Regions from separate parts of the Mus musculus genome. Here regions 2 and 3 are each linked to region 1. A link is a contact called in ENCODE Hi-C or POLR2A ChIA-PET data. All regions are on one chromosome and are shown on one strand. The core of a region is the stretch at or near the end of the contact, and the rest is flanking DNA. Distances in the headings are between cores, read along the strand shown.

Region 1 (2,813 bases), core at 173-2,672:
CCACCAAGCACGCCATTACCCGGACTAATGCCTGACTTGAATAACAAGCAAATTATTGTGCTTTTAATTGTACCCTGCCTGGTCACGAAGCACATCTGAGAGAGGGATGTGGCATCTCTTCCCGAGAAACAGGTCAAGCCTCTAATCCTCCTTTTCTTTTTGCCTTCCCCTCCCCCTCCAACCCTTTCTCTTCCCAGCAGCAGAAGGGGGGAAAAAGACAGCTAAATTATGTTTAAAATGGAAGAGCTAAAGAAGAAAAAAAGGCAGTAAATACTGACTTGGGAGAAGGAGAATTATCCTCTGTCTCTGCGGTGTGGCTCATTTGAGAACAATCAATGTTATCATAACCCCATTACCAGAGGGCGATCTCTCTCTCTCTCTCTCTCTCTCTCTCTCTCTCTCTCTCTCTCTCTCCCTCTCCCTCTCCCTCTCCCTCTCCCTCTCCCTCTCCCTCTCCCTCCCCCTCCCTCCCCCTCCCCCTTTTCTAAACCAGACTCCTAGTGCATCTGTGCTATTGACAGTTTGGGCTGGATAACTCTCTGCTGTGTGTGTTAGTGGTGGGTCTCTCCTGAATGCTGTAGAACGCTCAACACCTTGTCAAGTTGTGTCAATCCAAAATGTTCCAATATGATAACAAAGACTCTTGGATGTCATGCCAGTCACCCTGATTGAGAGTCACAAACCAAACCCAACATATTGCGATGGACTGGTTGTATATGATCGTCCATCTCTACACAAACGCTAATCAAATCAGGATTTTTTTAAAACTGGAAACCAGGGAGGCAATCATGTCCTTCATGTATGTAGAACAGAATGAAATAAAAGGCAGCCGAAGCATTTGTTGTCAGGAATAGGGGAGTTGCTTGTTTCAGGATCCAGGATGCAAAAAGACTTGGCATTTGATCCTCAGTGCACAGACAAGTGTCTCTGAATGCAGGAAGCTTTTGAATGCCCCTCCCCATCTTGCAGTCTTAGAAACTGGGCTTGTTTTGGGTGGGAGAAGGATGATATGAAGGTTTACAGCGTAAGAACCATTACCCAGAAGTGCTGATACCCAAGATAGTTGAGGTCGGATGGAGAAGTGGTGAGCCTCAAGCTCTTTCAGACAATGCCAGCCAACCATCCTGAGACCTGGAAACCAGCATCACGGAAAGCGCCCCACAGCGGAAGTATTAGTCACGCGCTGCACTGCACTTAGAGTTGCAACCTTAGAGGAAAACGCCGTCTTACTCCGAGGTACAAAGAATCAGCTTATTTTTAGAACTTACTAGAAGCTTTGTTGTCTGTCCTTTAGTGGCCTCGAGCAAATATGGGAGAGAAAGGCATTGCCGTTAACCTCCGTGACCAATAGATGGCGGTGTATCTCTTCCTGAGAAGCCAGGCTTGGCAGCAGCTGGTAAGACCTCCTTAAGCTAAGGAAGACAAGTGCCACTCGGTGTCCTCTGGAAGACAGGCATTTCCTCCCATTGTTGGCACAAACAGCTCCAAACAATTGTACTGACCACACACCTTCAAGCCACATTCCGGGGTGCTGCTGGCTGCCCTGGAGTGAATGCCAGGAAAACGAACCAAGCTGCTAATTTGCTTGATTGGGGGGCGGGGGGGGGGGGGAGGGGGGGAGAAGGAGCGGGAGAAGGAGGGGGAGAGGAAGATCTTGAGTAACAATGGGCATGATTTATTTTTCCAACACGAATAGGGGCAATGCTATTTTAGCCCCTCTTCCAACTGCTGAAGTAAATGAAAGCAGCCACCTAATTAGCCGGAATCACTAGCTAGCAGAGGAAAAATTTCTGCTGCGACTCAGGCTGGGGTGGGGAGTTGGGAGAACCGGGTGTGATGTTGGAGGAGGAGAATGGGTGGGAAGGAAAAGGAGGCCAGGCGAACAGAAGGCTTTTGTAGAGCCCCTGGCTGCCTGCAGTCTGTGGGCTGAGCTGGCCCCGACCCTGAGAGAACAAGGGAGCTGTGGTTCTTCACATTCATCTTCTGCAGGCGGAAAAAGCATCTGCTGCAAGACCGGTCTCTGAGTTGATTTTTAAAGTGCTACCGGTGTAGATGAATTAGCTTGGGAAAGAGAGTCCAGCCCTGTGTCGTCTGGCTGACCTGCTGGTGGGCTGTACCAGGACCCCGCAGGAAGGCTCTCTGATGCACCATTAGGGACATTTCAGGCTGATCTGAGACCAAATTTGGCTGTTGGTCAGGAATGAAACAAATACCTAGTTATAGACTGATCCTGACTAATTGTCCTTCTCTAGCAGGACATATGCGCCATCCCTACAAGGGCAGTATCAGGAACTATCAGCACAACAATGGGCAGGTAGGCGCTGTTGAAATCTTCCACTTCACGAACTGAAGTGCTAATTTATTTGTTCAGGGATGACTTTGGTTTTTTAGTTCGATATCACTCTAATTGAAATACTTCACTAATGCGATTTATCCCAACTGTAAACTGTCAGTTCCCACAGCTGTTGCCTTTTTTCAAGCAATCTGGCAAATGTGTACGGCTAAAAACACAACCTTAGGAGATTGAGAAGGAGCCTGCACAATTTTCTTCCCCCCCCCCTCAGCTGGCCCACATCACCCCTCCCCCCCCAGCCCCGCCCCTGAAAACCTTTGAAACCACACGCTCCTTTTCCATAGCCACACCCACTTCGATTTTGGACAGATCTGCTGTGTTTGGCTGATCAATGTCTGTCCTTCGTCTTCTAGACTTGTACCTGGTTTTCCTCAGGGGACATGTGTCTTTAGTGAGGTGGACTTTGGTCTTCTGTGCTGGGGTGGTGGACATGTTATCCAGATGTAATAAAAATCTTTAT
Region 2 (2,813 bases), core at 156-2,655, 180 kb before region 1:
ACAAAAGCCAGAATAGAGCCTTCCATTTACGAGAACACTTCGCAGTTACCAATGACAGACTAAAAACAACAAACTTATGTTTTAAAAGAAGTGAATGAGGACACAAAAGACTTAACTGTGGACATTTAGCCTGTCATTCATAATGTCTCTTGAATATAGTATGCCTTATAAACAGAAAATCAAACTCATACCTCAGGAATTTATAAATGTGCTTTAAAGTATTTCAGAGAAATGGCTTAGCACTTAGGTGCACTTAACTGCCCTTCCAGAGGACTGGGTTCCATTCCCAGCACCTATGGTGGGTGGGTCACAAATGTCTCAAATGCCTATAACTTCAGGTCCAAGGCATCTGACGCCCCTTTCTGATATCCCTAAGCACTGTGTACACGTGTCACTCACACACACACACACACACACTGAATAAAAATATAAGCAAATCTTTTACAAATGTAACTGAAATGGTGGCTAGAGACAGCTCTTCTTTCAGAGGCTCTGAGTCTGGTTCCCAGCACCTACACTGACTGGCTCACTACCACCTGTAACACCAGTTCCAGAGGATCTGATGCCTTCTTCTGGTCACTCTGGACACTTGCACACAGATAGCATACAGGCACGTACCCATAAATAAATCCTTAAAAAGAATAAAACAGACTGATGTATTTATTACCCAGAGTTCACTTTGTTTCTGCTCAAAGTAATTCATTTTAATGCATAACTAAATAACATGACATAGGGAATAAAATAGCTCAACTTAACCACTGCTGAGTGAATCCCAAGTTCACTTTCCATAGCTATTATGCTCAATGTTACTAACTCTGTTAAAATCATTAATAATAAAACCGTAATGAAATTATGGTCTCTCTGTGATACAGGAGTCGTCTTCGAGTTTATTTAGAGTACTAACATTGAAAACTAGTAAGAGTTCGAGGCCAACCTAGTCTACAAAGTGAGTTCCAGGACAGCCAGGACTGTTATACAGAGAAACGTTGTCTCAAACAACACATAGAGAGATAGAGAGGGAGAGAAATATCCACCATCAATGGAGGATACTAAGCTAAACTCTAGCTTTGCCTAACCCAAAGAAGAGAGGAAGGAAGCCACCTGGTTTGCATACGTGTTGGGAAATTCTTCTTGTGACTTCTCTCGGTGAGGAAGCATAAACAGTTGAGCGCTTCTAACAGTCTTCTCGAGGCTAAACCCGCTTCTCAGTTCTCAGGTCAAGCCCGGTTCTCAGGTCGTCACTCCATTGCACCTCACTTTTGGTACCCAGAGGCGCGCTCACTGCAGAGCATCTACTCGCCTCCAGCTGATGGCGCGTTGGACGTAGCGAGCCCGGGTGGGCGTGGCCCGCGCTCTGACGCACAGCGAGCGCGCCGACGCATGCGCACGTCGCCCGCGGGAGCTCGCCGGTGACTAGAACGGCGGCGGCGGCTCCCAGAGCGGGCGCTAACCGCCCGAGGCGTGGCGGGAGGCGGCGCGGGGCGGCTGGTGGAGGTCCCCGGGGTTGCCGGTCATGATCGACTCGGTGAAGCTCCGGCGCGACTGCGCGGCCGACTTCTTCTCGCACTACGAGTACCTGTGCGCGCTGCAGGACTCCGTGCCGCTGCCCGCCGTGCGCGCCTGCCTGCGGGACGGCGTGCTGGACTTCAATGCCGACCGGCTGCGCGCGGTGGACTGGGCACCGCTGCTCAGCACGCTCAGGGTGAACCGCGACCTGCCGCTGGTGGCCATCAAGAGCTCCTTCCAGCCGTGGCTCGGGGAAACAGTTCTGCGGTCCGGAGGTGCGAGGGTTTGGTCGGAGAAGTGGGAGCCCGGTGCAGGATCAGCCTGCGAAGCGGCCTCCACCTAGCCACAAAGGAGTTTTTGCCGCCGCCTCCCTTGCAGGTTGCCGCCTCGGTCCGTTGTCTGGAGTAGTCAAGCTAGGGAGTAGAACTCGACACTGCCCCTTATTACAGCGAGGATGACCAACTCTGCACCCCGAGGGGAATATGCGTGATAATTTAGCAAATGGTCCCTGCCCTCTCTTCTTTTAGGGGTTTAAATGTACAATCTCCCTTCATTCGTAATTGCAAGTTTAATACAGAAAAGGAGAAGGTTAAAGATGGAAAGAAAAAAATGTATAACAAAAAAATAATCAGGGACGTCTTTTTTGATTTTTAGAAAAATATTTGAGGGTTTTGCCTTCGCGTGTGTATGTGCACTATGTGTGTGCAGTGCCTGCGGAGTACAGAAAAGGGGGTAAGAGGTCGGAGTCCATATGTGAACCACCATATGGATGCTGGGAACCGAACTCGCATCCTTTGCAAGAGCAGCAAGTATGTCCAACCATTGAGCCATCTCTCCAGCCCAAGGGACTATTATTATTTGTTTCTTTTATTTATTTATTTATTTATTTATTTATTTATTTATTTATTTATTTATTTATTTATTTGAGAGACAGGGTTTCTCTGTGTAGCCCTGGCTATCTTGGAACTCACTCTGTAGACCAGGCTGGCCTTGAACTCAGAGTCTGGCCTGCCTCTGCCTCTCGAGTGCTGGGATTGAAGGCGTGCGCCACCACTGCCCGACTGGAACTATTATTTTTGACGAACCCGTTGTAAAACAGTTGACTCTGGTTATTTGCAGATAACGTATTTACAAGTTCCTTTCATTTGAATTTTTGTAACTCCCAGCCAAGTCTTTGTGGTGCTTCTATGGTCATTCATGAACACCCGCCCAGAAGCCAAAAAAAAAAAATTACCATCCAATATATATGTTCCTTACTGATTTGCATATTTGTGTGTTTGTGTATCTTAGTATTGGCGTATGTGCAC
Region 3 (2,813 bases), core at 118-2,617, 130 kb after region 1:
GTTTGAATTTCTTTTTTTAAACCTGCCTCAAATAGCTTTAAGATTTTCACGGTTTCCTTCTTAAGTCTCTGATGACTCTAGATAGGAAATGATCATGAGAGGCTGGCTTAGGAACGTTTTCTTTCCCTCTACTCCTTCTATGACCGGAAGTAACTTTAGGAAGAGTAACCCAGCCTCACAGACTACGCAAGTCCTGGGTTACAGGCGTGGGTGGCCAGCACCCTTTTCAGTTTGCTAGAAGCCTTAATTTGTTATTTCCTTTACCGCCCCCCCCCCCCCCCCCCGTTTAAAGTCTTCATCTAAGGCCCTCCACCACCCTGACTTGCAGCTGTTCTGGCAAAGCTCTGGTTCTCTTGGCTTCAAGTCCATATCCACCTCATCTTCACAGAGATGTCAGTCTCCTAGAGAAGACCATGTGAGTGGGGCAGATGCATAATGGCAGGTAAATAATAAATAAAGCAATAAATAAACCTCATCCAGCCCAGCCACTCCAACATCTCAGCCTCTGTGCATGCCCAGAGAACAAAAGATGCTTGAGGGAGTCCCTTGGCAGGAGCCCTGCCTGTTCTCCTCTCTCTGACCCCAAGAGGCAAGCAGGCCTGCTTGGTAAGGCCCTGCCTCCCTTCCATCTCCTGGCTCTGGCTGTCAGCCTGATGCCCTCTTAAAAGTTCATAAGGACCAGAGAGGTAAAAGATCTTCCTCATCAAGTGCTGAAAGATCAAAGAACAGAAGAGAGAGAGAGAGAGAGAGAGAGAGAGAGAGAGAGAGAGAGAGAGAGAGAGAGAGAGAGGTGTGAGAAAGGGAGGAAGAAAGCTCAGGCCAATTATTTTTCTACAAAATACTGTATGTGACAACAGCAGCAACCCCCAAAGGGCAGCGTGTAACAACAGAGCCTAATTAGAGTGATTTCGGTGTAATCATTAACTCGCATCCAACACCTACGAGAGGATTTCTGTTTAAACTAAAACATGACCTGCATGGTGGAGAGGCCTTGTAAACTGTCTCTGAAATAAAATATATGACAGGAAAGGTCAGAGCGGTTCTCATTTGAATTTCAAGTAGGGAGCTGGCTCCAGTGGCCAGTGCGGCAAGCCCGAGGACTCCTTTTCCCAGGCCTTCCTGCCAGCAGAAGCAGCTGAAAAAAAATCCTCCAGGACTAATTAATAGGATTGCAAAACAAGAATTTTTCATCTCCTGTCTCTGCTCACTTTCCCTTTTCTCCTCCCAATCAGGGCAGGAAGCAAGCATGGATGTGAAATGGTGTCTGGGGAAGGAGGTGATTTCCTGTGTTGTTGCTATGAGACAGAAGGTCACTGCAGAGGGGCCTGATCCAGACACCTGCCTGCCTTCCCTGGGCCCGGCCAAGATGGCTCTGGCCTTCCTAGCACGTCTTCCTGCCAGCCAAGCAGGGGAGGCCTGACTAATAAACTCTCTTCGCAGCAAGAATGATGCTAAGGCGCTGCTTTCCGCTGGGCTGCGTAAAAGCAGCTATCAAACCAGCAAGACACAGCTTGATTTGCAGGTCTCCAGTGAAATTTAGGAAGGCAGACTGTAAAACGTCCAGGGAGAAGGAAGCATGAAAACATTTTTAGGGAAAGCATTTAAAAAGTCAGAGACAGACATAATAATAAAAAAAAAGTTGGCAGGGAAGCTTTTATTTATTCATTTTAAAACATTGCAAGGAGCGCTGGTAACATCATTTATTTGCCTCTCTCTCTCTTTCCTTCCTTCCTTCCTTCCTCCCTCCCTCCCTCCCTCCCTCCCTCCCTCCCTCCTTTCTTTCTTTCTTTCTTTCTTTCCTAAGGCAGCCACAAAGCCAGTTGGAGTTGAATTCATTTCTTTTTAAAGCATTGTATACATGGAGATCTTTTTTGCACGTCTGTAAGTTTATAAAGCTATAACATTTAGTGTATACCATTAACTTGGCTAACCCTTCTTCCTCCTCTGCTTCCTTCCCCATCCCTTCCTTCCTCCTCCCTGGCCATCAATGCAGGGCTGTTCTTTATCATGCATACTGATTGTCCAGTTAGGAACATTTTATTTGTGTTGTGTCTTTCAAACCTTTTCCTTTTCTTTGTTTATTTTAAATGACCAGCTGGGATGAGAATCAAAGAGTGTTTTAGGCGTCCGTGAAAGAAAAGTGAGGCTTGGCAAAGCCCTCCACGACCAGGGAGTTAGCTGTCCTTGTCACCTTCAGCATAGTCCAAGTCAGTGGTGCAACCTCAGGGACAGGAATAGGTGACACTTGTTAAAGAGGAGACCCAGTTTCTCTGGGCAACCTCAGCGGGGAGGGTGACAGCTCTTAGTTACAAATTTATCAGGCAGCCTGGGATGGCCCGCAGAGTGGGCAGTAAAGAGAAGATGCCACCTCAGGGGGGATTCTTAGTCAAACCAACCCATGAGAATTCTTGCTAAATCCACCCCAGCTAGGTCCTTCCTGGGGAGACCTCCAGTAGCCTAACAACAGGGTTAAGAAGGAAGGGCTCTAATGGAGGTTGTTATAGAAACACACGGCAGTTGCTGCTACATACAAAAGACTTGCATGCATGTGCAAGCACACTGAGAGTCGCATGGGCTGGGTCAGTGTAAAGGGGGCAAATGTCACACTATACATCATATTTTATTTTTAACAGAGACACAATTGTCAGAAAATTACAGAGCACTCTTGGCTGGTCCTTTCTGCCACTAAGTTGACAGCCAAGGTGTTCTCATGCACAGCTTTGATGCAGTAGTGAACAGAATTAGATGGCTCTGGACCCTTGTGCATTAAAAGACCCTTGTGAATTCCTAAGTGTAGCTCTTCAGTTCTCAAA

Evidence for each region. A loop is a pair of places that touch in the nucleus more often than their neighbours do. ChIA-PET counts read pairs that join two places held with the same protein, here RNA polymerase II (POLR2A).
Region 2: a loop to region 1 is called in a map of v-Abl transformed pro-B cells, with 2.3 times the contacts of the local background. The contact joins the promoter of Cep78 here to the enhancer-like site in region 1. A Hi-C loop is called at or near these places in 1 of 37 maps with a recorded cell type or tissue (v-Abl transformed pro-B cells). POLR2A ChIA-PET finds 5 or more read pairs at or near these places in 1 of 5 experiments (Patski).
Region 3: a map of left cerebral cortex shows a loop between it and region 1 (2.9-fold over the local background). The contact joins two enhancer-like sites. A Hi-C loop is called at or near these places in 3 of 37 maps with a recorded cell type or tissue (adrenal gland, left cerebral cortex and v-Abl transformed pro-B cells).

The regions. Positions count from the first base shown.
Region 1 is chr19:15,800,585-15,803,397 of GRCm38, reverse strand. No RefSeq gene overlaps it. Among named protein-coding and RNA genes, the nearest start is that of Gm24319, 120 kb to the right of the region's middle. Within about 2 kb of position 1,422, at least 1 of the 3 ENCODE cell types and tissues checked has a DNase peak (open chromatin) inside an H3K27ac peak, as active enhancers do.
Region 2 is chr19:15,983,581-15,986,393 of GRCm38, reverse strand. Cep78 (centrosomal protein 78) reads left to right here and starts at 1,405. Exons shown (of 15, transcript NM_198019.2): 1 at 1,405-1,781. The coding sequence starts at 1,514. It overlaps C130060C02Rik (RIKEN cDNA C130060C02 gene), which reads right to left and starts at 1,319. Exons shown (of 3, transcript NR_045355.1): 1 at 1,102-1,319.
Region 3 is chr19:15,666,578-15,669,390 of GRCm38, reverse strand. No RefSeq gene overlaps it. Among named protein-coding and RNA genes, the nearest start is that of Gm31733, 3.6 kb to the right of the region's middle. Within about 2 kb of position 1,367, at least 1 of the 3 ENCODE cell types and tissues checked has a DNase peak (open chromatin) inside an H3K27ac peak, as active enhancers do.